Regions from separate parts of the Mus musculus genome. Here regions 1, 3, 4, 5, 6 and 7 are each linked to region 2. Evidence: chromatin loops called from intact Hi-C (ENCODE). Cell type or tissue: left cerebral cortex. All regions are shown on one strand. Region 1 overlaps Rtkn2 (rhotekin 2). Region 2 holds the start of Egr2 (early growth response 2). Region 3 overlaps Gm46230 (a long non-coding RNA gene). Region 4 has its middle 12 kb from the start of Gm40680. Region 5 holds the start of Gm51825 (a long non-coding RNA gene). Region 6 has its middle 15 kb from the start of Gm46229. Region 7 has its middle 25 kb from the start of Gm40680.

Evidence for each region. Peaks named below come from ENCODE experiments on the same cell type or tissue, not always from the same donor. Only the 100,000 strongest peaks of a DNase experiment are listed, where the experiment ranks them.
Region 1: it touches region 2 in a loop (2.0-fold over the local background); 3 of 42 quality-filtered maps call a loop at or near these places.
Region 3: it touches region 2 in a loop (4-fold over the local background); 2 of 42 quality-filtered maps call a loop at or near these places.
Region 4: a loop joins it to region 2, with 7 times the contacts of the local background. A loop is called at or near these places in 31 of 42 quality-filtered maps.
Region 5: it touches region 2 in a loop (4-fold over the local background); 4 of 42 quality-filtered maps call a loop at or near these places.
Region 6: a loop joins it to region 2, with 4 times the contacts of the local background. A loop is called at or near these places in 32 of 42 quality-filtered maps.
Region 7: it touches region 2 in a loop (3-fold over the local background); 31 of 42 quality-filtered maps call a loop at or near these places.

The regions. Positions count from the first base shown.
Region 1 is chr10:68,006,675-68,010,674 of GRCm38, forward strand. The region is part of intron 6 of Rtkn2 (rhotekin 2); the gene reads left to right. Among named protein-coding and RNA genes, the nearest start is that of Rtkn2, 29 kb to the left of the region's middle. In left cerebral cortex, a CTCF peak has its summit at 2,082; a DNase peak (open chromatin) is centred at 1,754.
Region 2 is chr10:67,533,982-67,537,981 of GRCm38, forward strand. Egr2 (early growth response 2) reads left to right here and starts at 1,518. Exons shown (of 4, transcript NM_001373983.1): 1 at 1,518-1,549; 2 at 1,652-1,757. The coding sequence starts at 1,659. It overlaps Gm32255 (a long non-coding RNA gene), which reads right to left and starts at 2,199. Exons shown (of 4, transcript XR_380523.3): 1 at 1,273-2,199. In left cerebral cortex, CTCF peaks have their summits at 1,413, 2,172 and 2,382; DNase peaks (open chromatin) are centred at 1,416, 1,631, 2,178, 2,954 and 2 more places; H3K4me3 peaks cover 2,715 bases; H3K27ac peaks cover 304 bases.
Region 3 is chr10:67,358,990-67,362,989 of GRCm38, forward strand. All of the region lies in intron 2 of Gm46230 (a long non-coding RNA gene), which reads left to right. Among named protein-coding and RNA genes, the nearest start is that of Gm46230, 11 kb to the left of the region's middle. In left cerebral cortex, no CTCF peak of the experiment used is centred here; DNase peaks (open chromatin) are centred at 1,591 and 2,019; H3K27ac peaks cover 259 bases.
Region 4 is chr10:67,715,592-67,719,591 of GRCm38, forward strand. No RefSeq gene overlaps it. Among named protein-coding and RNA genes, the nearest start is that of Gm40680, 12 kb to the left of the region's middle. In left cerebral cortex, no CTCF peak of the experiment used is centred here; a DNase peak (open chromatin) is centred at 2,106.
Region 5 is chr10:67,480,660-67,484,659 of GRCm38, forward strand. It overlaps Gm51825 (a long non-coding RNA gene), which reads right to left and starts at 1,924. Exons shown (of 2, transcript XR_003949057.1): 1 at 1,572-1,924. In left cerebral cortex, no CTCF peak of the experiment used is centred here; DNase peaks (open chromatin) are centred at 1,812, 2,249 and 2,917; H3K4me3 peaks cover 301 bases.
Region 6 is chr10:67,317,004-67,321,003 of GRCm38, forward strand. No RefSeq gene overlaps it. Among named protein-coding and RNA genes, the nearest start is that of Gm46229, 15 kb to the left of the region's middle. In left cerebral cortex, a CTCF peak has its summit at 2,215 (motif pointing right); DNase peaks (open chromatin) are centred at 1,149, 2,197, 2,780, 3,689 and 1 more place.
Region 7 is chr10:67,727,923-67,731,922 of GRCm38, forward strand. No RefSeq gene overlaps it. Among named protein-coding and RNA genes, the nearest start is that of Gm40680, 25 kb to the left of the region's middle. In left cerebral cortex, a CTCF peak has its summit at 1,557; a DNase peak (open chromatin) is centred at 1,554.

The sequences.
Region 1 (4,000 bases), 470 kb after region 2:
TTGGCCTTATTTATTGAGGAAACCAGGTTTTGCAGTGCGCCTGTATGTGTAATCTAGCTGATTGTATCTCTGTGCTGCTTTGAAAGCATTTCCCCTTGTAATGGAGCTGAGGGTTGGATTCAGGTCTCAATCCGGTGTGTTTTCACGCTGTGTCGTTCGGGGTTCCCGTCTCACTTCTGAGCTCCCGTGTTTCTAGCCTGACGCGTCATCCATCATAAAGCTTGCTACCTGTCCTTTATTCGATGCGTTTAGCAGCCATTGCTCATAATCCCGTGTTTCATTGGAGACGTGAATCTGATGCTCCCTAGATTTGCCCTGCGTGTCTTTGTAATTACTTCTCGGAGAGTTTGGTGCAAGGTGTTTGGATTCTAATTAATCCTCTTCCCCAGCTGTCTCCAGGTGCACCCCCCACCTCTTACCCACCCAACCTCACACCCCAACCCCCACTCCCCCACAAATCCTTCCAGACCAATTGAGCCTGCCTAAAATATTCTTGATGTGTGGTTCCTGGTTGATTAACCAGAGTCTGCAGTCTTAAGAATGCTGCTGTCTGTTTCTTTAGCTGGCAGCTAAAGTAGCCAGTGGCTCCACAGCAAGGGGTGAGACTGTGTCCAACTTCCCTCACACCACGCTGGGATGTGGTCCAGCTTGGGCGTCCACAGGTCCTGTGCATGCTGTCGTAGCTGCTTCGAGTTCATGTGAGTGGCTGCCTTGCCCTGTCCATAACACACGGTATCCATGCAGTGATCCACTGTCTCTGACTACTGGACCCTTTTTGCTGTCTCCTACACTGATCCCTGAGCCTTGGGAAGAGGAGGTGCCGGAAAGGTGCTCCGTTCAGTTGCCCTGCATTTCTGGATAAGCCAGCACGAGGTAGATGAGGCTAGACCCATAGATGATGACGTAGATGAGGCTAGACCCTTTGGCCTGCATTTTTCATCAAAGCCCAGTGGTTTTCTTGGTAGCCTCTCGTTGAGTGTTCCATTATTGCTCTCAGGAACAAGCATTCCAGTCTTGATTCTTTCAATTTATAATTGGCCTCTGCTATTTGCCCATGAGTTCGAATGCTAGGTTATTTTGTTTTGTTTTATAGGTGTGTTTCAGGAACCTTTCATTATTTTATACCATGAAAGTCTGTCAAAAGACGTGATAATACAGTGGATTTTACCCAGTCCTGTCCTTCAGGTCTGAATGTAGAGTGTGCTGGCTCACGCACAGCCCACAGCCCCTCTAAACGGTCACTTGGTAGGGGCTTGTGCACAGCATTGGTATTCAGAGAGCATAAGAAGATAATTTTTGCTTTTTAAGATACAGATCAAGTTCAATGTTGAGACTTCCACTTCAGGTCTTATTTAGCCTTTAACCAAAATGAGTGCCTATAAAATAGTATGTAACTAGGAGACGGTATCTGGCCAAATATAGCTATTTTTCTTTTCTTAACAAGAATGCATTTTTCTTCTCACTCCCATCTAAGTAATCTTTATTTTCCATACCCCTTGATTCCTCCCCCCCACCCCACCCCAATATTATAGCAGTCAGCCTACTTGATAGGAAAAATGTAGCTGATTGAACTTTTGGGAAGTTGGTAAAGGAACGAGTGTAATGTTTTAGAGACAAGCTGTTGACCAGAATGCTTCTCAAGTGAGATCATTGTTGGTTTGGAAGATGCCCATGCAATTAGTCACGGGCTAAAAATGAAGCGACTTCAAATACCATCATAAAATGGTATTGTTGGGCTTCAAGAAGACAGTGAACATTTTTGGCGAATTTTTAGGACGTTCCCTGGCGTGACTCATTTCCTCCCCTTATCTGTGGAATGTAGGCTTACTGAAATCTCTTCAGCTACATCTTGCCAGTTTCCCCCTAACCAGTGAATTAACTGCTTTTGTATTGTGACTAGGGCAGTGTTCTTCATTGTTAAAACATACTTTAAAAACCTGTAGTATCATTTGTGATATTTTAGTTGACTAGAAGACAAACTAAATTTAAAAGCAAAACAAACAAGCTACTCTGTGAAGAGCTAGCTGAGTTAGTTATGAGCACTGGTCTTCTGTCTGTGACCACAGTACCAGGGCACCTGAGGTCCCCTTCTGGCCTCTGAGGGTCCTGCAGGCAAAACAGGTATCCATAAAATAAAAATGAACGGCCCGAGAATACCCCGTGCTACATCTTAAGTTAGGATGAAGGTATAAAACAATCTAACACATCTCCAGTAAGTGAAGCGTGTGTGGTTTGAAACGTACCGTGAAGAGGTTTAAGGGTGGGGAAGCTAATGTCGTTTCTAAATTTAATTAAGGGGTCACTCAGCTTCCCGGTACAACTAGCCTTGGAAAGGACCCCGCCGCAGGGAAGTCCTGGGGTTCCTGAGATTTCAGAGGTCGCTAGTCAGTCAGGATTCTTGCAAAAAGTGCTTATACGCCATTGTTTGTTTTCCTTGAAAAGAGCCCCTTAATTTTAAGCTAGTCGATAATGAGACGGGCGCGCTCTCTCTAGCCACCAGCAAGTCAAGTTGAATTCTCTGAACTTCCTTTGCAAAGGTGGCCGGAAGTCCCTGCCCTGCTGCTCACCTAGACCAGAGAAATGCTGCCTCTTAAGAGTACCTGAAAGGAAAGCAAGTGGTCACGGTTCTCTGCCAGCCACCACTGCTTAACCACACCAATCAGGTCACTAGGAAAGCGGCATGAATTTCAGGACTAGAATCTAGAGCCGCGAAGCTGGGATGCGGGAGCGCTGGGTAAGGGGGTTGTTGTGTTGGTCCCATCCAGTTTCAGTTGTTGGGGACGGGGCATGCTGCTTTGCTTCTGAGCAGAATGTGTTTCCTCCCCTGTTTCAGCTCCTCCCTGTGATGTGTGTATGTTTCTACTTAGGCCGCACCCCCAGATCTCCTCTGAAGTTTCTTGGTATTTAACCAGTTATCTTCCTTGGCCATATCATCAGCTGGCTGTATTCTAGCATACCCGTTTTTTAGAAGGGATTATTAGTGCCTTTCGCTTTCATACTGTTATTTTTAGATGTGCCATTCCTAAGACTCGGAGGTTAATGACCTGTATGTTTACCTTTTAGTAGTTGGGGGAGATGCTTTCTTGCGCATGATCATGTTTTAAAGCCTGTGCTGGATATGGAGATAGATATAGATATAGATATAGATATAGATATAGATATAGATATAGATATAGATATAGATATAGATATAGATATAGATATAGATATAGATATAGATATAGATTCATCTTGACACAAACTAGGGTCAACTGAAGAAATAACCTTCATCAGATTGGCCTGTAGGCAAGTCTGTGGAGGTGTTTTCTTCATTAATATTAATGTGGGAGGGCCGAGCCCAGCCCACTGTAGGTGGAGCCATCCCCTTGGGAAGTAGTGCTGGGCTATATAAGAAAGGCTGAGCAAACCATGTGGATTAAGCCAGTAAGTAGCCTTCTTCCAAAGCCCCTCCCTCAGTTCCTGCTTCCGTGTTCCTATCTTGACTTCCTTTCACGGACGATAAACCATAGGATGACGTAAATCCTTTCCTCTCCAAGTTGCATTTTGTCATGGCGTTCATTACAGCGATGGAGAAGCAACCTAACACAAAGCCGAAGAAAAACCTTAAAACCTGTAATTCGGTCTTCGCATCATTTTTACCTAACTGGACACATAAATAACATACCTTTTCCCCAGTGCTCCAAGTGAGCACAGATGCACGGGGTCCCCATAGCTTTTTTCTGTGCACAGCAAGACCACTATTTATCTTTAGCTGTGTTGGAATGACTGATCTCAAGTGCTATGGTTGTCGGTAAGAATAAATTATAGTGTATCTCCTACAAATATATAAGAAATACATATTATCATAATATTATATATTAAGAAAAATATATAAGAAATATGGAAGACACTACAATTTCTTTCTTTCTTTTTTTTTTTTTTTTTTTTTTTTTTTGGTTTTTCGAAGCAGGTTTTCTCTGTATAGCCCTGGCTGTCCTGGAACTCACTTTGTAGACCAGGC
Region 2 (4,000 bases):
GTAACCATCATCCTGTTAACACACTTTGTAGAACAGCTACGAGACCGACCGAAAGAAAGTCCAAAACCACCCTGACAAGGCATTCCTTAGGACCTTCTAGCCATCTCCCAACTGCCCACAGTGCTACTTTACCCTCATCCCAGGCAGCCTGCATCAAAGGAATCTCCTGGGTTTTTTTTGACCTCCTCTGGAAAAAGCAAATGAGTCTGGCAGCAAATTGTTCCTGACTTGATATCTTTTGGAGTGTCTTATTCACATGTAGTGACAACTCTCTCTCTCTCTCTCTCTCTCTCTCTCTCTCTCTCTCTCTCTCTCTCTCGTCATTTGTTTGTTGCATTTTTATCTAAACACTAACAGTTCAAATGCTCCAAAGTAGGGAATCCTGGTCTCACCTTGGTATTCCACTCCCACATCTCAGGGTTCTTCCTCTCCGTAGAACAGAATCACACCCCCTGCCTTCCTCTTACCCCTCCTTGCCTCCAGGAAGGATACCATGGGGTTGGGTTCTCTTAAGACAGCAGCATTAATATGCTTGGTCATTCCTTCCCTGGAACAGGTCTGCAGAGTCGCTACATTGGAATTCTCCCTCTCCCTGAAGGGGTCTGTCTGTAACAGCCCCCTCTCTCTTGCCTTGTAGCCACCCTCTACTACCACCTCAGCTTCACTTTCCTCTGAAATGCCAAAGCAAGATGAAATTGATGAAGTCGGCGTGTTCTTCCCTAATGGGGTGAGCCAGGCTTTCTGAGCACCCCGCATAGTGACCAGGGCAAGGGACTTGGATCCTGAAGACCGGGCAGCAGATTTGAACTGGACCACCAATCACCAGCTGCGAGACTTTAGGCAAGTTCTTTTAGCTTTCCTGAACTTATCTGTCTAAGCTCGCTGGGGCTGGCTTGAAATATGTGCTCTTGATTTTGTTCCATTATCTACGCTGACTACATTTAAAGGTTTGTACTTTTTTTTTAAAGGGGGGAGGAAGAAAGTGGGGTATGGGGGGGTAAGTAAGGCTATCAAAGACTGGTTCTCCTCCGATGTTCTGGAAAGGCTGAGAGAGGGACTGGCCCCGGGCATCCTTCAGAGCCTGGCCTGCCTCGGGGCAGCTAGCCTCTATTAGCACCTGCCTCCCCTCCCCCATGTTTAGCCATAGCTGGGTCCAGCGAAGCTCTTAAGGGTAGGTGAGAGAGTTCTTGGAAGGCTCAGCTTCCACAGGGTTCCCCCCCACCCCTCTCCCCCTTTCTAGACTCCTTGATGGTATGGAACCACTTCTCTTACCCCCACTGTCCTCCTCTGCGAAGGTTGGTAGCGGCAATCCGCCAGCTTCCCGCGCTCCAGTCAGTTCTACCATCATCGGGCGTCTTGCCCTGGGCTGGCTTCCCTGCTCCCCATTCTCTCCGCCGCCCGGGAGCTCCCCCTCGGGGCGGCGCGAGGCGGCAGCCTGCGGGGTTGGCGACAGCGCGGGGGAGAGGGGCGGCTGCTGCAATCCTCCCGCCCACGTGCACCGACGGCAGCGAAGCGCCAGCAGTCGCCAGGGCCCGCGCCTCCCGCGCGGGTGGGTGCTTCACCTCTGGGGCTGGTGGGGGACCCGTAACCTGAGTCCCACCGCCGGGACCTCTATTTGCATAACCCGACCCCCCATTTCTTCCCTACCCAGGCTGGAGATGAGAGTCGGGCTCCCCACCGAGGCGTCGTCTTGCCTGTGGTCAGCGCGGGGGCCGCGGGACTGGCCGGAGCGCAGGCGGAGCGGGCTGGCGCACGTGGTAAGAGCACCACTATTTCTTCCTTTTCTCCCCCCTCTCCCTTCGAAACAGGGCTTTGCAGGGTTTTTAAGAGGGTGGGATACCCACAGAGGTTTCGCTGAGCGTTCTCTCCTGTCCCCTTTGAATTTGATCCCCAATTGGAAAGGAGATCGCGCGCAGAGCACGATCGAGAAACTTTCCCAGATAATGCTTTTGGGCGTTTGAAGTAATGGCGAGGACCATTCCCGGGAGAACAACTTTCACGGTTGGCACGAGGAGAACAGCGCTGCTCAGAGAGCGGCGACAAGCCGGCTCCTGGTGGCACTGGGGCTCCCCTGACCACCGTACTCCAATAGGGCAGGAGCCGGCGCGCTGCGGCCGCGGGCATCGCAGGTGATGGGCGGGAGAGCGCCTGCAGCGCCGCGCTCCCTCCACGGCGTGGCGCCGTGGCTCCTGCCCGCTGGGGATCCTCGCTGCTCCGGGTAGCGTGGGTCAAGAAAGAGAACAGCCTAGCCCGGTCTGAATCCCTTTTCTGCGGGACTTTGAAGCTGAGAAGGGCAGGGCAGTTTCCCAGCTTGCGTCTGCTATCCCAGGCTACGTAGATCCCGGAGCCTCGGGCTTGGGTACCCTGCAGTAGCCAGAGCGCATCGGAAGAGGGCTGGGCGCGTGGGGAAGGTGGGAACCGAGTGTCCGGAGGGCCAGCAGTTTTAGCTCTCTTAAAAGTTTTTGGTCATTTAGCAGGAAGCTTTCTCCTGGAAGGGCTTGTTTATTTATTGACTTATTTATTTGCCGGGGAAAACACGTGTGGGGGCCATGGCTACCAGAAACTGTGCCATTTGTTGTCACTCAGCGCAGAGGAAGCTCTAAGCAAGGGCGTGGGGGGGGGGCTATTCCTGGGGTAGACCTTAGGCGCGGGTGGTAGGATGCACCCCTCCCCGTGGGGGGGGTGCGGGGGGTTGGTGAGTTGTGAAGATGAAGGCAGTGTCTTCCTAGGATATCCTGACTGTCGCCAGGCAGGCAGGCGCACACACGCGCGCTGTCAAGAGGGAGGAGGTGTGTAGTGTGTAGCGTAAGGTGTGTTGAGTGGGTTTGTAAGAGGGCAGCGGAGGAGGGAGAGTGTGTAGCGGAAGTGGAGCGAGCGTGGTGTGTGTGTGTGTGTGTGTGTGTGTGTGTGTGTGTGTGTATGCGCATCGGGCAGGGTGAGTGTCCAAGCCTCCATCTGGTCGCCCCCACGCAGCGGACCGCCCAGACACGCCGGGAAGGGCGCCCGCTCTGAGCAGCAGCTGGAGGGGAGGGGGCGGGGAGAGCGCGGGCAGAGGGAGGGGGCGCCTCCGGCCGAGGATCTTTCTCCCCGAAGCTCCCGCAGCCCTTCTGCTCCATTCTCTACCCTAACCCCTACCCTCAAGTTACCTAAAAATACTTAAACAAACAAACAGCCCAGACCTGTTCCGTTTTCACTCCTGTATAAATAGCACAGACTTTCCAAAAAAGCAAGACCGCATTTACTCTTATCACCAGACACTACTTTCCACCGTGTAATTCAGAAAAAGGCAGTCAGCTTCCGTGAGTGCGGGTAATTTTTTTCTCTCTCTCTTTTTTTCTCTGTCTCTCTCTCTCTTTTTTTCTTTTGCTTGCGGTTTTGAGCTGCCAAGAAAGTGAAGGAGGGGTTTGACTGTAGTGTCTCGGCAGCGCTCGGTTTTCTTTCCGAAGTTTAATTTTCCGGAATGGCTCCCAAACAAGGGCCGGGGAGGCGGAGCCGCCACTACCGGATCTTCTCCTTTTTTGGAAAGTCTCGGAGAACCGGAATTCCTCCCCGCCCCAAGAGACAGAGCTACCAGCGCGGCCGCCGTGGGTGAACTCACGGCGGCCGCGCTAGGGTCGGTGCTCGCGCCTTCTTCCCGCTGAACTCTGCAGTCCGGAGTCCCCGCTGCAGGCAGGGGCCGAGAGCCCCAGACCCGGGTGGTTGTCCACCGGCTGCAAATCGTTCCTGGCGAGCTCAGCGGAGCCCGCGCAGCCAAGCCCGTATGCAAATTGGCCATGTGACGGCAAAAGCTGCCAGGCCCAGCCCTGTTCCTCAGTCCATATATGGGCAGCGACGTCACGGGTATTGAAGACCTGCCCATAAATACTCCGAGCCTAACACTTTCCGTCTGAGAGAGCAGCGATTGATTAATAGCTGGGCGAGGGGACACACTGACTGTTATAATAACACTACACCAGCAACTCCTGGCTCCCCAACAGCCGGATCACAGGCAGGAGAGAGT
Region 3 (4,000 bases), 170 kb before region 2:
CCCAACGTTATAAGAGGGAGACAAAGCAGACAGAGACAACCTAATAAGAGGTGACCCTTGGCTGCATCTTGATGGAAATGAGCTAACAACAGGACGCAGGAGATGGTGTGTGTGTGTGTGTGTGTGTGAGAGAGAGAGAGAGAGAGAGAGAGAGAGAGAGAGAGAGAGAGAGGGAGAGAGAGAGAGAGAGAGAGAGAGAGAGAGAGAGAGAGAGACACGGTGTGGTACATGTGTATGTTTGCATATGGAGGTCAGAGGTCAAACCCATGCATTGTTTCTCAGGTGAAGTCTACCTTGGTTTTTGAACCAGGGTCTCTCTCTGGCCTGGAGCTTGCCTATTGTGCTAGGCCAGTGAGCCTCAGGGATCCTTCTGTCTCTGTCTCCACTCTGCCCGTCCCCCATCCCACCTCGTGTTGGGAACACAGTCACACATCACCACAGTTAGATGTCTCTGCATGGGTTCTAGAGATGAATTTCAAGCCTTCATGTTTTCAAGGCAAGCACTTTACTTTTTTTTTTTAAGATTTATTTTATTTATTTTATGTATATGAGTACATTGTAGCTGTCTTCAGACACACCAGAAGAAGGAATCGGATCCCATTACAGATGGTTGTGAGCCACCATGTGGTGGCTGGGAATTGAACTCAGGACCTCTTGGGTCATCTCACCAGTCCGGCAAGCACTTTACTGACTGAGCCATCTGTGCGATAGTCCTTAATAAACTTGGCTTCAAAAAAAGTTTTAGGTTCATGGTAATACTAGGTAAAGGGATTTCCCATATATCCTCCCCACAGCCTCCCCATTATCCACGCTCCCCACCACAGTGATAGTATTTATTACCATTGATGAGTCCACACAGACAACACGCCTCCCCCAGCCCCCTATCAGCTGGTGTCTTGCTCTTGCATGTTCAGAGGATTGAAGCAGTGTTCAGAGCCATAAGTCCAACATTGGAATATCACACAGAGTAGTTCAACTGCCCTAGAAGCTTCTGTAGCTACAGGTCATCCTTCCTCCCCTCTGAACTCTGACCTCTGACAGACCTCTTTCCTTCTCTGCAGCTCTGCCCGGTCCAGCATGTCATGTAACTGGGTCCATATGCCTTGTAGGCTTTTCAGATTGGCTTCTTTCCCTTCCGTATCTTTTCATTCTTTGGTAGCTCTTGTTCTGGGGTGGTGGTGGGGAGGCAGGGTCCCAGTCTGGCCTCAAACTCGGGCTGTGTCTGCCTCAGTCCCTCTAGGGCTTCCATGACAGATGTGTTCTGTCAACCCCAGCCTGATAACTCTTCACTTTCAGAACGTGTGGTAACATTCCTGTGCAGATGGGCTATAGCTAATTATCTATTCATCCAGGGCAGAACATCTCAGATACTTCCGAGTTTTGATGAACATCGGTTCTTTAAGCAGGTAAGGAGGACACAGAGAAATGGCATCAAAGTCTGTTTGAAGATTGATATTTAATGTGTAGGATGTGTATGTGGAGAGAGGCTGTAATAGAGAAGGCTAATTTTATTTAGGGAATCATTCCAAAACCACAGTGTGGATCCCATGTGAGAGGCACTTCTACTGTTACTATTGTGCTTGGAAACAGACATAAAGAAAAGCTGATTTATACACTCTCTTTCTCGCGCGCGCGCGCACGCACACACACACACACAAACACACATGGTGAGCTGATGAGATGGCTCAGGGGGAAGCTTGCTGCTAAGCCCAGTGACCTGAGTTTGGTCCCTAGGACCCACGTGGTGGAAGGAGACAACGACTCTGACCTCTGCATGCATACCGTGGTATAAACTCAAGCGTGCACACATGTACGGCCACACACATGCCATACATGTAAAACACAAGACGTTCTGTTGGGATGAATTTAAGTCATGAAGGTTTCTCTGAGAGTCTGGTGGAGAGAACCCCAGGCTGTGGGCTTGAGTGCTGTTTGCTCCTCGTGACTCAGAGAGAACCATGTGGCTTGTGCCTTTCTGAGGAGCCTCGCTGAATGTCTTGGAAGGAAGCCCAACATCGGAGGTGGTGGTAATGGCGGTGATGTGGCAAACTGTCCAATTTGTCTGAACACGGGGAGCCACCCTCAACTTCTAAATAAACTCAGAGTGAGTCACGCCAAGAACAGAGTCCACAGCCTCATTACAGGAGAACAATTGCTGCCCCTATTCAGTGCTGCTTATACTCACTGGGCTTTGCAGATGGAACAATACTGTCGGTGTGCCTGTGACTGGTCAGGGCAATATGTCACATAAAGATTCTAATGGCATCCCTGACACTCCATCTTTGACAGAATTTATTTCATCTGTTGAAGTAATACACTCTGGTGCTGAAGAGACAGATCAGCAAATAAAGCCCGTGCCGTACAAGCGAGAATTGGGAGTTTGGGTCCCCAGAACCCACATAGATGCTGGGTGGATGTGGCGGCCTGCTTGTAATTCCAGTACTCAGAAGATGGAGAGAGGGCACCTCAGGCCCAGAGCAAGCTGGCTGGCTAGAGTAACCATGTTGGTGAGCTCTGGGGAAGCCTGACTCAGTGAACAGGGTGAAGGGTTGAATGAGATCCAGGGAGGCTTTCAACATTAGGCTTAGGGCTCTCTCTGTCTCTCTCTCCTTCTTTCTTCTTTCTCTCTCATACACACAAACACACATAAACACACATATAGCAGCAACACACACACACACAGACAAGTGTGTGTGTGTGTTTGTGTGTGTGCCTGCCTACCCACTCATGTGCAAACATGCATACATGCACACACGCCATACACACATACGTGTAGAGTAACACAATTGTGGGCCCCATGAAATTGTCCCTTGAATGCGCCAAAATTGTTGATATCTCTGTCAGGACCGGTGTCCCTGAGGATGTCAGGGTTGACAGCCTGAAGAGCTTTTATTCCGCTCACTTTAATTCTCCCCTTCCTCTCTAGCCCCTTACTCAATACATAAGCTCCGTGGTTATGCAGATTGTAGAACGCCTACCTAAGGCTTAACGCCTAAAATCCCCATTTAAAAGAGAACATAGGATATCTGTTGACTTGTAGGGTCTGGATTACCTCAGTCAGGATGATTATTTTTTTATAGCTCCATTCATCCATTTACCCATAATTTTCATAATTCTTTTAACAGCCAAATAATGTTTCGTTTTCCATTTTTATTATTCATCCATTTGCCTAACCAGTCGACGGGCATCAAGGCTGTTCTCAGTGTCTGGCTATGGTGCATAGAGCAGCAGTGAACATGGCTGAGCAAGCATCTTCTCTGCAGTGGGATGAAGCATCCTTTGGGTAGATGATGCCCAAGCGTGGTCTAGCTGGATCTTGAGGTAGAGCTATTCCCATCCTTGCCTAGAACCAGAGCGCACTGCTTTCCATAGTGGCTGTACAAGTTTGCATTCCCACAGCAACGGAGGAGTGTTCCCCTTACCCCACATCCCTGACAGTATGAGCTGTCATTTGTTTTATTGATCTTGGCCAAGGTGACTGGTAGACGATGTAATCTCAAAGTAGTTTTTCTTTTTTTGATTTGCAGTTTGCAAGAGCATGTCGAAAGTATAAGGGAGTCTTAGGAGGGAGGTAGCTATTGTTAATCTGGGGCCAGCCCCACTTTTTTTTTTTTTTAAACAGGCTCAACAGCTCAACAGTGTGGGGATCTCTTTTACCATAGTGAACTATGAGAATTCTGACCATAGCCATGTCTTTGGAAAACAGATATTCACATATCTGGGAGAAATCCAAAGTTAAGTCATCCTGCAGGGGCAAAGAGCCTGTTGGTGGCAGTGCTACGTACAACAGAGAGAACAACACTCCATTCACCTCGTTAGTAAACAAAGTAGAGATAAATATTTACCATGAGAAAAATGTTTCACCGCCAAAGGTTCGAGGAAGCAATGCTGGTGATTAACTTTCTAGTTACGGAAGTTGACTGAGGAAGATGGGCAGGTACCCGAGACAGATTGCGTACAACAGTAGCCAGCAACTGATCCATGTACAGGGCTCTGTGAA
Region 4 (4,000 bases), 180 kb after region 2:
GTAACCATTCAATGCTCTGTCCTAGTGTACACAGAAGTGTTTGAGGATGCTCTTGCCAAGCTCCTTGTGTTCGGTGAGCGTGGGGGAGTTAAGACACCTCTTCTGGGCACTCCCTGTGGGGCTGTGCATGCATTTTAGTGAACCGAGAAGGGAACATTATGTTATATTGCTATACAGTGGGGAATCCAAGTTCTGATTGGACCTCAATTAGGAATGGACACTTTCTGCTAAAAGAGGAAGCTGTAACCTCACAAACTCTTGAAGAGTGATAGGCAATAGAGCCAGTAAGGAGGCACAGCATGCCATCTTATAGGGAACAAATGCTTCTAGGTTAATTAACAGCTCTGGCTGTCTTGGGATGTATTTACAGAACCATTGTTTCAACTCCAGTTAATTTCAACATTTTCTATAGATTTCAACAAGTCTGTATGAGCAATACTGAGAACCCAAGAGTAACTGCATTAACAGCCCAGATCTAATGGCTTCAGATAGTACCAAGAGCCTTAAAACAAGGACAGCACCACGTTTGTCCAATACCACTGGACAAGAACCTTACAAACATAGAGAACAAGGCAGGCTCTTGAGTCTCTCCTGTGACTGCCGGTCAAGAGTCACTAGTGGTTCCCAGAGGGTGTGCGTGTGTGAGGTGCCTGGGTCAGGGCCTGTTTATCTGTTATCCTACCTTCTTCACTGCCTTCTCCAGGGTCCCCCTGCACATACACATTAGCAACAGTGTGGCATATACTGATAGTCCTTTGAGGGACGTTAAGACAAAGCTCATGTTACACAATAGTCAGAAATTGTGAAGGACGGGTTAGGAAACTTTCTATCCTCTTATAGGGATTTCTGAATATGTTCATTTGGGCTTTCTTGTTCTGTGCATCTTCCCCAAACAGGAAGGGAAAGAGGAAGGGAAGAAAGTTGAGAAAGAAGGGAGGGAGGAAGAAGAGGGAGGAAAGAACCCATTCAACTAGGAACTGCTAAATACCTCTTGGTAGATAGGATGATGGATTTGGTGACTTGCCAGCCTCTTTCCTAGCCAGTTCCAGATGAAAGACGGACCTCTGGTTCTTCTGAGGGGAAGCCCTTTGACACCTGGCAGGAAGCAGCCTCGGTGAGTGTGGAAGCAGACCTTCATCTAAATGTTCCTAAGCTTCATTCCATCAGTTTTCTCCTCTGCAGACAAGGCTGTTCCTCACGGGTCTGAGAACCACGGAACAATGCAGAGGTGGAAAAGTCCCCAGCATCTCAAAGTACAGCTTCAGATGTCCCTAGTGGAGCTGTGCAGAGTGCCTTGCCCAACCGCATCGCTGGATTCTTGGCCATCCTAGAATCAGCCGTCATTGGTTGGATACCTACTGTGCAGTACACAGCAGCACTGTTTCATGCCTATGCTGTGAGCTTCACAGCTTCTGTGGGGGACCGGTGCTATGGTTTCTATTTGTGGGTGTGGAAGCATTAACTAGGAAAGATTTGGATCCAGTCAGAGCTGACCCTGTTGTCTGTGCCAGGGACATACTTCAAATCCTGATCTTTATACTGAACGGCTCTGCCGCCTCTGGCCTACAGAGTGAATTTGGGCTGTCTCTGAAGTTAAGCTAGGCTCAAGGCCTTCATTACCTTCATCCTCTGCGGTATAAAGCTTCCTTGTACTTGATAGATTTCAATATATTTGCTTTTTAAAATATTCTTTAAAAAAACTGATTATGGGACCTTCTGGGGATCTGAAAATTCACTTGTGACCTTTGAACTTTACAAGTTTTACTCTGGGGGAGAGGGGAGCGTTTGATGCCACAAGGTTAATTAGACTGAAAGTACATACGTTCCCACAGAACTGTCAAAGTCAATGGTAGTGTCATAGGAAATAAAGTATGTCCACAGTATTGAGGCACTAAGCGTGAGCCTAACAGGCTCTGGGTCTGCCTGGACTGGCATCTGATGTCCTGCCTGAGAAGACAGAACAAGAAATGAATCACCTGCCGCAGTGCTATGTGCTATTTTCAAGCTGTTTGGCTCATGAGTCCTGCACAATGTAGCAGCCCACTCTAATTTGTCACACCAAAGGCTTCCTTTTGAGTAAACAGCGGTCCACACTTCTGTTGGCTCTGAGTCACCGCTTAGTGTTCAAGCTGAAATGCCAGCACTGTCTTCAGCACAGTATACAGTGTGAAACCAAGTGGGCGGGGCGAGATGGGTACTTCCCATGGAAACTTCCATGTCCCACACCGGAGTGGAGCCTCCAGCAGAGTCTCTCACAGCATCCTTGTGGGGCTGTCGCTTATACACAGTCACCTTCTCCTCCTCTCAGCAAACCCTTTTTCCTCATAGCTAAGGAAAGAAGAGCCAGTCGAGTGAGTTGTCCAAAGACCCTGGAGTCTTCTATATGACTTGGCTATATCACCTCATATGATCTTACACCTTGTCTCACAGGCATCCTCTCCTCCAGTCAAATGACATCTTCATAGCATCTTCCACTTGACATGCCACTATGACATCATCATAGCCTCTTCCATTTGTCATGCTACTATGACATCATCACAGGCTCTTCTGTTTGGCATGCTACTTCACTTCCCATCCGTGTATGTATGTGTGTGTGTGTGTGTTTCATCATCTCTCCATACCATAGCTGTTCCTGAGTGGTTGGCTAGAGACTCCGACTAGACCCAACTCAAGCATTCCTACCTCCCACAAAGCCTTGTCAGACAGGTGACCTTCCCCAGAAAAACCTTCTCCCATCAAAAAACAGCTGACTCCTCTGCACCCCATGCCATTTGTGTTTTGACTGCACAGTTGCTTATTGCATTGGATCCCATAACTTATTAGATATGAATTAGATATTAATATGTCTTCCTGGGCCACAGACTTGAGAAGTTGCTAAAAGGGCATACAGATACAGCTGCAAGTAGTGAAAAGTATGACCAATTAAGAGTGGGGGAAACTAGGGGATTATTTATTTTTAAAAATACATTTTTTGATAGATAACGTTAGGACAATTGGGGTATTTGTTTGTTTGTTTGTTTGTTTTTAAAGACAGGATTCACTTGATAGCACTGGTTGGCCTGAAATTTACAATGTAGACAAGGCTGGCTTCAAACTGATGGAGGTTCACCTGCCTCTGCCTCCTGAGTACAGGATTAAGGATTTGTACCAGCATACCACACCCAAATTTATATCACGAGGTGCCCTGTTTCCTTGTATATTTCTGCCCAGCTATTTTTATCCTGTGGCTGTTTTCCTTCTGGCTCTCGCCCAGTGGTCTAAAATGGCTGGCTCTTTATCATATCTAGTTTCGAGGTACGCAAAAAGTTGACCCAATATGCAATAAGGTGTCAGTAACCAAGTCTGCCCCTCTAATAATGGCTCGTCTTCCTTTTCAGTGGTGGGAATGGGATTATCTGGCTATCACTAGACACAGAAAGGAGGTGAGATACACTGTTCAGCTGGATTATACTGAGATGCCAAAGATAGCCAGGGTTTGCTTAGCAACACAGAGGAGAAACTGTAGTATTGGGCACACAAGCATCAGTGTCTACTGTGTGCAGGGATTATGGCTCCTTGTCAGGTTCTCCTTGGGGCTTAGCACAGAGTATGGCAGAATAAATAAAGGGCCCAACCCAGTGCTATTTGCACAGTGAGTCTGCATGTCTTCCTATTCTCAGACATGGGGATATTTAGGGATGCAGGACAATAAAATGATGGAGAACATCTTGGTGGCACACCACATACATGCTTCCTCCGTACACCTGGGGATACTCAGAAAGCAATGCCCGGGATACACACGAAGGGGAGGTGATCTTCCTGGTGTAGATGGCTGCTATGAACCCTTCATTTCCATTGGTAAAGCAGTGGTGTCTAGAGCCTCACTAGGTCCTCAGGACATCTCTCTCTCTCTCTCTCTCTCTCTCTCTCTCTCTCTCTCTCTCTCTCAGTCCTCACTCTATGGAAGGCCCTCAGCCACAGAGCAGACTCCCCTTGGTCTATTGAAGACCATCGACTACTC
Region 5 (4,000 bases), 53 kb before region 2:
GAGAGAGAGAGAGAGAGAGACTATCCTAACACACCTGGCAACACCCAACTAGTTTAGCTTTTCTTCTGGTTGCATTTATAAAGTATTCTGACAAGAGCATCTTAAGGGTTAATTTGGCTCACAGCTCAGGTATGTCACAGTGGCAGAAACTTGAGGCGCTGTTCATACTTCATACACAGTCAGAAAGTAGGCGGCGACAAGTGCTTACTTTCTCCCTTTCACACGGTCCAATGTACTAGCCAAAGGAATGGTGCCACCCACAGTGGGCAGGATGTCTGTCAAGTTGAGAACTGAGATTTCCCACCACAGAGACACTCTCATCTCCTCACTGTTTCCAACCAAACAACAAGAAGCATAGTTCTCTCATAGGGTAGATGCCTAAACTGAGGCTTGAGGTGACTATGGCAAAACAGAAAGTTGTGAAAGGAAGAGTTTCTCAAGGGGAGGGAAGAAACAACAGTGGCCAAGGCCCTGATCTTGCTTTGGTAGACTTCACAGAGAAGGAGTGATGTTGCAGCTGCCTCTGTCTTGCTGTTTTTATTCAGTATTTATTTTATGTATGCACCTTTTGTGCAGCACTTGGAGGTCCCTTTGTTTCAACTTACAAGCCTAAACTGAAAGAATTATTTTAAATTAAGATGTCACCGGACCTGTGAAATGGCTCCCTGGGTGAGATCACCTGCTGCCAAACCTCATAACCTGAGATTGATCCCCAGAGCCCACGTAGTAAAAGGAGAGAGCTGGCTCTCACATACTGTCCTCTGCTGTGCCACACACACACACACACACACACACACACACACACATACACCCCTATAACAATACACCTTCACTCTTGCTTACTCTAAACTTTTCAAGGTCTGGCTTGCACTCTTTCCCAGGACCACCTTCATCCTTAACACAGTCTCCCACAGGAAGTTTTGGCCAGTGCTAATGTCATATTTCAACATCCATTTTGCCCTCCATGCTCTTCTGGGTTTCTGAAGGATGACCTCCCTTCTTCTTCATCTTTCCTTTTCAAACTCCATCCTTTATTGCATTCCCATCTGTCTGTCTGCTTGCCTGCCTGCCTGCCTGCCTGCCTCTCTGTCTCTGTGTGTCTCGCTGGCACTCTTTCTCATTGAGACAGTGATCTTGCTATGTAGCCAAGGCTCATCTTTTCTTTATAAACTCCATCCTTTATTGTGCTATCTGTCTGTCTGTCTGTCTGTCTGTCTGTCTGTCTGTCTTTGTGTCTCTCTGGTTCTGTCTCTCATCACTGAGATGGGGATCTTGTTATGCAGTCAAGGCTGACCTAGAACTCTTAGTGATCCTTTGTCCTGGAGAGATTACAGATGCAAGACCATGCCCAGCTTGATCCATCCTTCAAGGATAAGTAGTCCCACCCACCCTCCCTCCCTCAGGCCTGGGCCATGACCTTGAACTCTGGCTCCAAACGCTTTCACCATCGTCTTTGTCCGGGAATGACTTACACCTGTATGTCTCCATTGATAATTTTAAACTCTGAAAGTGTACTGTGTTTTGAAACCTGACACAGAATCTAGGTTGTGTAGTGACAAGAAAGTGTTTACCCAAGGAGAGGAGCGATTTCACAAACACCAGCATCGTCTCAGAGAGAACAGGAAGCCTCGGATGAACCACAACAATCGGATGGATCCTGGCTGCCAAGTGTGCGCGAAGTGACACTGGGAACAGAGCAGGGTTCTCCCACAGATGCGTTTCTCGGGGTTTGGGTTGTTTTTCCACGTGATGTACTATGCTCCGAGCAGTTCCTCCGAAACTGCCTTCTGTTTGTTCACAGCATCTTCAGATATTCTGGAAGTAAACACCCTTGGCAGTCAGCACAGCATGTGAGCAGATGGGAAGGCAGGCATTTGCTTGCTGCTTGGCTGTGGGAGCCTCGCCTTTATTCACGAAAGGGATCCGCTTAATAGATTCGCTCAAAGCCAGCAGGTGTAGTGGGGGAGAGAGAACGTTATGTAAGATACAAGCTGAATATTCAAAAACTCTAGCTCATGGTCAGATAGACCTTCTAAAGTGACTGAGAAGGCCTATTTTGTAAGAATATTTTTGGGGGAAAAAGAAAGGGGAAAATTTTTTTAAGGACCTGGGTTCCCTATGCAGCCCAGGATAGACTCAGGCTAGATATATAGCCCAGACCAAACTCACAAATCTCTTGCCTCAGCATCTAAAGTACTGGGACTCCTTACAGGTGTGCTCCTTAGAAGTTTTGTTCATCACCTGACTGTTACATCACTACATCCTTCAAGGAAGCTCAGTCTTCCAGAAGGTTCTGTGTTAGGATGAGGCTCATGGAAACAGGACTAGTGTGCATGGCCATTAGAATTCATGTAAGTAATATGTGATCTTTTAAAAACAAATCACGGACTCTCACATAGATGCTGAGAAGTGAATGAATCTTTAACGCTACAAAAGAAAAGAAACACACCTGAGCGAGCAGCCTCCCGCTCAGTTCCACCACACCCCTGCTATGCTACCCCTCACATCCTCTCTGAACCATCACACCCTGGACAGATCACCCCTCTACCCACTTAGTGGCACAGAATGCCTTGACTATTGGCTGTTGGTTTATACTATTCTTATTGTATAAATGGATCCTGTAGGGTTTGTTGTTGTTGGTTGGTTGGTTGGTTGTTTTAAGGCACGAAATTACCAAGTACAAACTGGACAAGAAACATTTGGAAATTCAACCATCCAGCAGCATGTCTAGGGAAGCAGCGGACAAGGACTAGAAAGCATGCCTGCCATGTCTATGGGGAGTCACCAAGATGCTATTGTTGGAAATTTAGAACCCGTGGTGGCAACCGCGCTGGCACAAGCTGTCAAACCACTAATTTTTTTTTTTTAATTTTTTTTTTTGACTCAGTGGATGACTCATTTACTCTCTCCTTGCAGACTGACGAGGCAGGATGCGGAAGCCCATTTGGGCTTAGCACGTGGATGGAAAAAAAAAAAAAAAGACCTAGCAGATTCCTAAGCTTCAAAATGCTGTCACTGACAAAGTGGGCTGGAAGCTGGCTGTGCTTGTGAGAGCATCCTTCCTCATTCATGAAGCTCATAGAGGTTACAGAGCTGGAGGTGTGCCCCTCTCCCAGCCTGGAGGGGATTAAATCAGACTTTGTTTAGCCCACCTAGGATGGAATCTTCTGACCTAGGCGAAGTTTATTGTCCTGCCACATCTGCAGCTTCCTGCAGAGCAGATGAGCTTGTTTTCCTGACAAAGATTCTGGCAAAGTGGAGGCTGGGTTTCCCCCCTTTAAATTCAGACTTAAGAATTCAACCATTGGACCTTGATCAGAAACTTTATCTTTGTCTCATTCCTTTCTCATTCGTCCTTCCCATCCATTCCCAGCTCTTCTTCCAGGTAAATTCGGTTATACATGATCACTGGACAGCTACATGGAGGGGAGCCATGAAGGCTGAGGCGTCTGTCTCTGTTAGAAGTCAGAGCCACAGCACGGAAGGGCAGCCCATGGGATGGAGCCAACACTATCCACTGTAGTATCATCCTAACCATGGTCACATATCACAGCAACCACTGCAAGAGGTGGGGAAACCCACAGAAGGAAGGGAAAACCCATCTTTTTTTACAGGTTATTGTCTGCCCCATCTCCAAGGGTGCCTTCCTCTTTATTGGCTGCTCAAGCAGAGGATAAAATGGGTGGCTTTTCAAGACAGAGCGGCTTAGCATTTAACTTTTTTTTTGTCCATTTATTTATTTATTCACTTTACATCCCAGCCCTCCTCTCCTCCCAGTACCCCCCAAAGCACCCTCTTCTGTCCCTCCTCTTCTCCTCTAAGAAGAGGGAGCCCCCTCATCCAGGGTGTCACCCCACCCTGACACATCAAGTCACTGCAAGACTAGGCATACCCTCTCTCACTTCCTGTTTCCAGAAGGCTAGACTTGGAAACCAAGGTACTGCCCAAGCTGTGCTCAACCTAAAATATGTAGGGCAGATTCCTTCTTCAATGGCCAACT
Region 6 (4,000 bases), 220 kb before region 2:
TTACTGCTGCTGCTGGGGTTTTTTGTTTTTTGTTTTGTTTTTGTTTTTGTTTTGTGTTTTGTTTAGCCATTTAGACCTTTTATTGTATAAAACTTGGAGATACGTGTACACGTTTATGCATAAACATATGTCACATGCACACAGATGTGCACATGAATTTATGACATACACCCACGCACAGATTTGCACACACATGTAACATACTCATTTAGAGAGCCCACTTTCCACCTCCAAGGCCAGCACACATCTGAAGGGTCCTTTCTTGCTTACCTCATTTCACAGTCATGTGTGCCATCTTCTGTGATGGCACCATGGCTTTCAGAAATGTAAGCGAGCTGGGCAGTGGTGGCGCACGCCTTTAATCCCAGCACTTGGGAAGCAGAGGCAGGCAGATTTCTGAGTTCGAGGCCAGCCTGGTCTACAGAGTGAGTTCCAGGACAGCCAGGGCTACACAGAGAAACCCTGTCTCAGAAAAAGAAAGAAAGAAAGAAAGAAAGAAAGAAAGAAAGAAAGAAAGAAAGAAAGAAAGAAAGAAAGAAAGAAAGGAAGGAAGGAAGGAAGGAAGAAAGGTAGGTAAGCGAAGGTTCACAGGACTCTGTATTTGGAAGACAGGAGACAGTTTTGGGGTTTGTTTGATGTATGGAGCCTTTATTATTATTAATTATTATTTAGATAAAGGCTTTCTGTATAACCTGGGCTAGTCTCTAACTCAGTCTCCCTACAGGTGTGTGCCAGCAAACCTGGCTCAGACAGCTCCTCCCAAAGAGCTTGCTTTGCATCCTAGACCAAATAGTGCAGACAGCATCTTCCACCCACTTACCGAAACTGCCAAATATTGACCATTTCCAGGACAATGTTCTTTCTGCATGAAGGACTTTATATCTGAAGCAGTTCTCACACGATTTCGCAAAAGAACTGGATGCGGATTTAGTGGGACAAACTTTAAGTATAATGGCAGGTCGTGCATTCCCGGGACTCCAGCACAAAGGGGAGAGAGCCTTAGTTTCTGTCTCCTAGGAATCAGCCACTTTCAGTGTTTCCTTCAGCAGGATACAGATCAGGAGGAAGGGGGAGGGGCCAGCGCTCAGGTTCTGGCGCCTGTGCAGCCGGCCCTTTAAGGCGAAGGCACTCTCCAGTCCAGTCACTCACTGGGTTTTGAGACTCCTCTCCCCGCTCCAACCCACACTTCCCCTTCTAAGCTGTGCCATCCTCAAAGCCTTCATTTTCCACAGCGTCTTCACTGACAGGGCCTCCCGTGATCATACTTCTTTTTCTGCCTTTCACTACTTTGCCAGCTCCATCGTGTGTGTGTGTGTGTGTGTGTGTGTGTGTGTGTGTGTGTGTGTGGCGCGCGCGCGCGCGCGTGCTCTGGGGTGCAACCACCGTTGGACTAAGGTGCATCTTGCAGAGGATGCCCAAACCGCTGTAGGTTTTTGGGAAGAGCAATTTTATGGCCAGCAGGGCCTTGTTACACACCTCCAGTTATGCCAGGGAGGTGTTTGCTGGCCTTCCTACACAGAAGTCTGGCACTTCGCTGAGTTCACCGACCTGCAAAGAGCTTCATCCAGAACGCAGCCCTGCCAGAGATTTCCCCCTCCATTTACTCTCTGCTGGTGGTAGACCGACACCCCAAAACCACAGTTAGTTTTATGACATGGCAGTGCCAGGCTACAAGACTTTGTCTCTCCTTATAGGGAACCTGACTCTCTGCTTCATCGTAGGCTTGATTAAAATGGGAGAAGGACTATTTTACCTCACCACAGAGAGAAGTAACTAAAAAAGTAGCCTGCTAGGCAAAGTCTCATTTTCATACAGGTCCCATTTTCCATCCTACAGCGCAGGATGCCGGTGCTGTTGGCTGACACCGACACCCACTGTTGCAAAGGAAATGTCCTAAGTGGCTGGGGTGGGTGAGGCGCTTACCACAGCCGAGGCAGGTTTTACTTCATGGAAGCATTATTCGCACTCTATGTTTAATTAGACTATGCCTTCATTTGTGCAGACATAAGCACACGCGTGCAGGCGTGTGCAGGTGTGCTGACCCGAGCACGGACACCTGGAGATCAGAAGCGGACCCTGGTGTCTTCCTCCCTCCCTCCCTTCCTCGACCCTAAGTTACTTAGTCATTCTTTGAAAAGTTTATTTATGTGTGTGCATATGTGCATGCTCGTTTGTGTGCTCGCCCTGTGTGTTCAGTGCACACAGAGACCAGAAGAGGGCATCGGATCCCCTGGAACTGGAGTTAGAGACACTTGTCAGCTGAACAGTGTTGGGAATCACCTGGTCCCCTGCAGGGACAGCAGGTGCTCTAAGCCACCAAGCCATCTCTATAACCCCTCTTCTCTCTCTCCTTCCTTCCTTTTTTTTATTTAGATATTTTTATTTATTTGTGTGTGGGGGTTAGCGGGTGCATCTGGGCAGGTGCATGCACACATGCATTATCTGGAAGACAAAGGACAGCTTTGGGGTGGGGGGCTCAGTTCTTATCTTGCACCATATGCTTGCTGCCTGGGGAGTGATAGCAGCAGGCCATCAGGCATGGTGGGCAGGCACTGAGCCCCTGAGCCATCTTGGTGGCTTTAACTTCTGAGTGCAGCCTCTTACGGAAGCTGGAGTTTAGTGTGGCAGTTAGAGCAGCCACCAGTCAACCTCCTGGGAGCCAGCTGTCTCTGCTTTCTGCTAAGGCTAGTGCCTGGGTTACAGACACACGCCTTCATGCAGTGTCTTTGTGGGGATGCTGGGGCGCCAAGCTCAGGTCCTCTTGCTTGCGTAGCAAGCGCAGTATGTGTGGAGGAGTCATCAGCCGAGGTGTGTTTTAAAGAGAAGTTACATGAACTTTGGTCTGCCTGGTCATTGCTCACTCACTCGCTGGTCAGGCCTTTCAAAGTTTCCTCAGGGCCTTCTCGCTCCCCCAAATCCCACAGGCTTTGAACACTCATCATAGCTGCAACTATCTTATTTTAGACCGTCCAATATAAACTGTTGAATTTACCATTCCTTGTCTTAATGTCGTTGGCAGATTCGTAAGGTCTGGTCATGCACGGGATTGTAGGTGGTTTCATTCTTTGTCCACCAGAGAACACTTCAGTTGTGTGGAAGGCATGCCTTTCTGTCATGAGCTGACTGGGCAGGTGGCGGGGGCTGGGGGGAGGGTTGGGGAGGGAGGGCTGGGGGGTGGGTTGGCTTCAACGAGGTTTTGCTTATAACAAATATGTAGTCCCTGCAGTTGATGCAGTAATGGCTGTTGGATAACTGACATGTCACAGAAAACAAAGGACGACATAAGTGTCAGTGCTGGGAGCCAGAAAAGTGACAGCTTTCCTGTGTCTGTTGCTGCAACCGCTCTGGGCTGGGGCCGGCCGCCACATTTAAGAGGCCTGCGAGTTTCCTTGAAAGGAGCGGGGTTGTGAATGGAGCCAGCGGTGTGGATGCGGCTCCAGCAATACCCGAGCTTCCAGTGTGGAATCTGAGTGGGAGGGAAGCATCTCATTGCTATTTACCTGCAGAACTCGGCCTTTGACACCCGCGATGAGCCAGCGCTTTTGACTGTCGCCCCCTGAGGAGGCGGCATTCCTCAGCCCACACTCTGCTCCGCGCTCTGACTTCCCTGAGCATGCTTTGTATCCCTATCTTTTTTTAAAATCCAGACTCTGCATTTTGAGGGAAGCACCAATCCAGGGCTTTGCTTTGCTTTTTTTTTTTTTTTTTTTTTTTTTTTTTTTTTTTGTCATTGCAGGGAGACCCACAGAGCCACCCACACAGGGATGTCCTCAAAGGGAGTCAGAGATGCTGAATCCTTTGAAGAAGCAGTGGGGAGACAAAAGGGATTCCCCCATGTGCCTGTGTGCCTGCACATTCTTCCTTTCCCACCACTCTATACAGAACTCACAGACAGACGAATGTCTATTTGTAGGTCCCAGGCACTGGCAGATAATAAGGGAGTGAGACTTTGCAGCATCTCTGGCCTCTGGTTTCAAGGCATGGCGGAGTTTGGTCGGCT
Region 7 (4,000 bases), 190 kb after region 2:
GCAAAAAGCAAAGAAAAATAGTAAGGTGCTTTTGTGCAAACCACAATAGCTTGTCTTGGGTTTTCATGAGTGGACAGGCAATGCCTTTGTCTCTGTTTCCGACAAAGTGGGACCTCAAGTCAGTGCTCTGTCACAGGTTATGTGTACTGTGATTAAGGGGACAGAGAGTGAAAGGGAAAGAGGGGCATTAACACCAGGCTCTTGCATGTTTGTCTTAAAATGCTCCCTGGACTTGAGGAAACACTAACACCCTGTGGGAAGCAGCTTAATCAGGGTTAGCGGTTTCCATGTTAGGATTAGAGGAAGGGAAGTGAGGGTTGGGAGTGAGAGCAGAGATCAGGGAAGGCTCTGAATGGCAGAGGATACATATAGGGTGTGGCCGGAAGGTTCCAGAAATGAACTGCAGTCCCTCGTGGTCTGAGGTGGGACTGACCGTTCTCATCTGGTTTGAAACTGGCTCCCTGCCGCTGGAGTATCCCTGAGACTCCATGCTCTACTTGCTCCCCCACCACACCTTGTTCCTACCTCCTCCACGCCCTGCTCCTTCACATTAGATAGCTTCTCCATCTTCAGCAGCGGTGTGTCCTGAGACCTTCAGAGGTCAAGTCTCTTTGGAACACTCTCTGAGACAGCCCTTGAATATATGGTCAGATGGCAGTATTTACCCTGGAGGCCATTTATGGGCCCCACCCTTGAGATTACCTAACAAGTTTATGGGGTTAGAGTCAACCCAGGTTCAGAGGAATCAATCAACAGGTAGTCCTGAACTAAGTTTGGAGTAGGAAGTTATTAGGACAGGTTGGGGGTTGGGGAATTAGAAAGATCACCTTGGAAGAACCCAACAGAACAAGTCATGGGAAGACTTAACCTGCTGCCTGTTTTATGAAAGTGAAGCTTTTGTGGTCCACAACCATGTAATGAGTTGCTTTTATACATGACAGTGGCAGAGGTGGGGAACTATGAAAGAGACAGAGTGGCTTGTTGAGACTAACATATTTACTACCTACCCTAGTATAAAACGAATCTACTGAGCCCCAGACAGTTGGGGTCTTGATATTTCTGCCTCCCTTCTTTGCAATGCAAAGATTTACCACTGCTTGAAAAGTCCACTGGGTAAGGTCTCAACTCTCTGTCAGATAGTCCTGAAAGGATAGAACAGAGCACACACACACACACACACACACACACACACACACACACACACTCACATCCCTACCTGAAGACTGTGTCTCTCTGAGAGGGGTGATGGTTCATCTCTCCGATCAGCAGACCCAGAGCATTATATGGCTACCAGGAACCACAGTGGGTGTTGGAAATATGTACATGGGTGAGGATTGCTCAGATCTGAGCCACTCTTTAATGAGATGTCGGCACAGAGCGTTCACAGGGAGCCGTTGCCATTGCCGGTGGCTTAGTCTCTATCATCTCACTCTTTCTGGATCCCTCTTCCTCTTAGGTCCCTGGTTCCCCTGCCTCCATAACTCTCTCCCATGCTCCTTTCCTTTCTTTTCTTTCTTCCTCTTGCCGAGATCTCAGGCCAGCCAGTGACACCCAGTGGCTCAGACAGGCATTACTTATTTGTGGACTAGCCTCTTGGTCTGAAAGGAACAGGAGAAGACAGACATTTCCTAAAGGGAGGGATTCAAATGCAGTTGGATGACTGCAAGGATCCCTTGCAGTTCTGGTCCTCCCTCGCCTGCTCCAAACACTAACTTATTTTTGGAACATTTAAACTTTAGTATAAATGAAAGACCCAAGGGCGGGCTGCTTACACAGAGACAGATACCATAAAGGCTCTTTTAGGTGAGTAGTCATGCCATACTGCTCTAAGCAGACTATTGCATTGGATATGGCTAACAATACTAGAGGGCGGATCTTAAAAGGTACCAGGGGGACAGATCTCATGCCAGTGTTCTTATTCAAGGAAAAAATAACATATGATATCTTTAGCCTGATCATGATAAACTTGAAGGCATATGAACTTCCTCCATACCCACTTGTAATCACTCTTACAGCCATCATTATAATTGGTAATCACTCACTTGAAAATTGGAGGCCCCATTCCTCTTGCCCAGGGTCTAGGGATATGGCTCATATGGGGATATGGAGATACAGGGATATAGGGATATGGCTCATATGGGGATATGGGGATACAGGGTTATGGCTCTTATAGGAATATGGTGAAATGGGGATATGGTGATACAGGGATACAGGGATGTGGCTCATATGGGGATACAAGGATATGGGGATACAGAGATATGGCTCACATGGGGATATGGAGCTATAGGGATATGGGGTTAAAGCATCTGCCAAACCAGCGTTTAGAGTCTCAATACCCAGAACTCACACAAATGCCCAGTGGACATGGAGGCCCGTAGTCTCTGCCCTCTCAAGGCAAAGACAAGCGATCCCCAGAGCAAGCAGGATATTAGTGAGCTGAGTTCCATTGAGAGACCCTGTTTCAATATGTGTATGTGTGTGTGTGTGCACATGCATGCATGTGTCTACATGTGCATTTGTGTGTATGCACACGGTGAGTGCACACAGGTGTGTATACACATGCGTGCCTACAGATCTAGAGGCCAGAGATCCACATATGGGGGCTCCCTCAATCACTTTCCACCTGATTTTCAGGGTCTCCTCCTGTGCTTAGGTCAAGCTGGCAAGCCATGAGGACCCAGCACTGGGTCTTCAAGCACCTTGATTACATGCACACATGTCCCCTGCTCCTGACCTTTGCATAATCTCGGAGGATTCCAACTGATGACCTCATGTATGTGTGGTAGGCACTTTACCAACTGAGCTAGGTCCTCAGCCTTCAGCTGGACATTTTCAAAGGTCTCAGAAACCCCTTGTACTAACTTGTGTAATTAACCCCAAGAACCATGATGATCATGACCGATGAGGAGAGCTGGGGTTCTCGCTAGTGCATTTTCCATTGCTACTAACACAATACTATAATTTATAAAGAGTTGAATTTGACTTACCAGGCTGGTCCATGGGCAAGGGGCTACATCTACTAATGACCTTACTGTGAATGTTTCCAGGCGGCACACAGACTTCCAGGGATTGTTTGAGAGGTCCAGCCAAAGCAGTTCTTTAAGCCTGATTCAGCTGCAGCTTGACATCACTCATGAATCCATTGCTACTCTGTCAGTGGCCGTTCATGAATACAAAAAAGTAGACAAACAAACAAACAAACACCACCAAGATTTTTTTCCTTTTTATTTGTGCATATGTATGCGTCTAAGCCTATGTCATGTGTGTGTGGGTGATGGTACAGGGCCAGAAGAGGGCATCAGATACCCTGGAGCTGGAGTTACAGATGGTCTGCAGCTGCCGGATGCGAGTCCTCTAGGAAAGCCCTAAGTTCTAACAGTTTTGCCTTCTTTTCTGATACCGCTGCTCCCTCCCAACAGGTCCTTACAGTCCGACCTCACAATATCTCCTAATGAGAACTACATTTCCAACAAATGTTTGTAAGGGATAAACAGCATCACAGTATAGCAGGGGCTTCGGAACATTTGCCCAGCATGCACAAGACCCTGCCTTTGGCACCACAAGAAGAAAATATAAACACACCGAACAAACTGGAGCTGAGCAAGTCTCATCTCGTTCCTGAACTTGATGGGGGGGGGGGGAAATCACTCCTTGTGGCGGAGGAGGGGGAGACACTGTGACAAGGGGACAGAATGGGACTGGAATTTCTGGCGGGCGGGTGGGTAACTAGAAGCACATCACTTCTAGAAAGACGATACTTTGCATTGAACTCTGGCTCAGAATTAGACCGAACCACTTGAGACTGCACATTTTTAAACGGCTCAACGGGTTGAGCACATGATTCATCGTGATCTTAACCCGGGTAGAGCTGAGCACACAGCTCTGCTTTCCTTTCTGAAGGTGTTCCTTCACTTCACTGCTCTGACTGTTGAGTAATTTTCCTCTCATGTGGCAACCCAGGTTTAGGAACCAGGGAATGTCAACTAGGAAAGACCTCAAA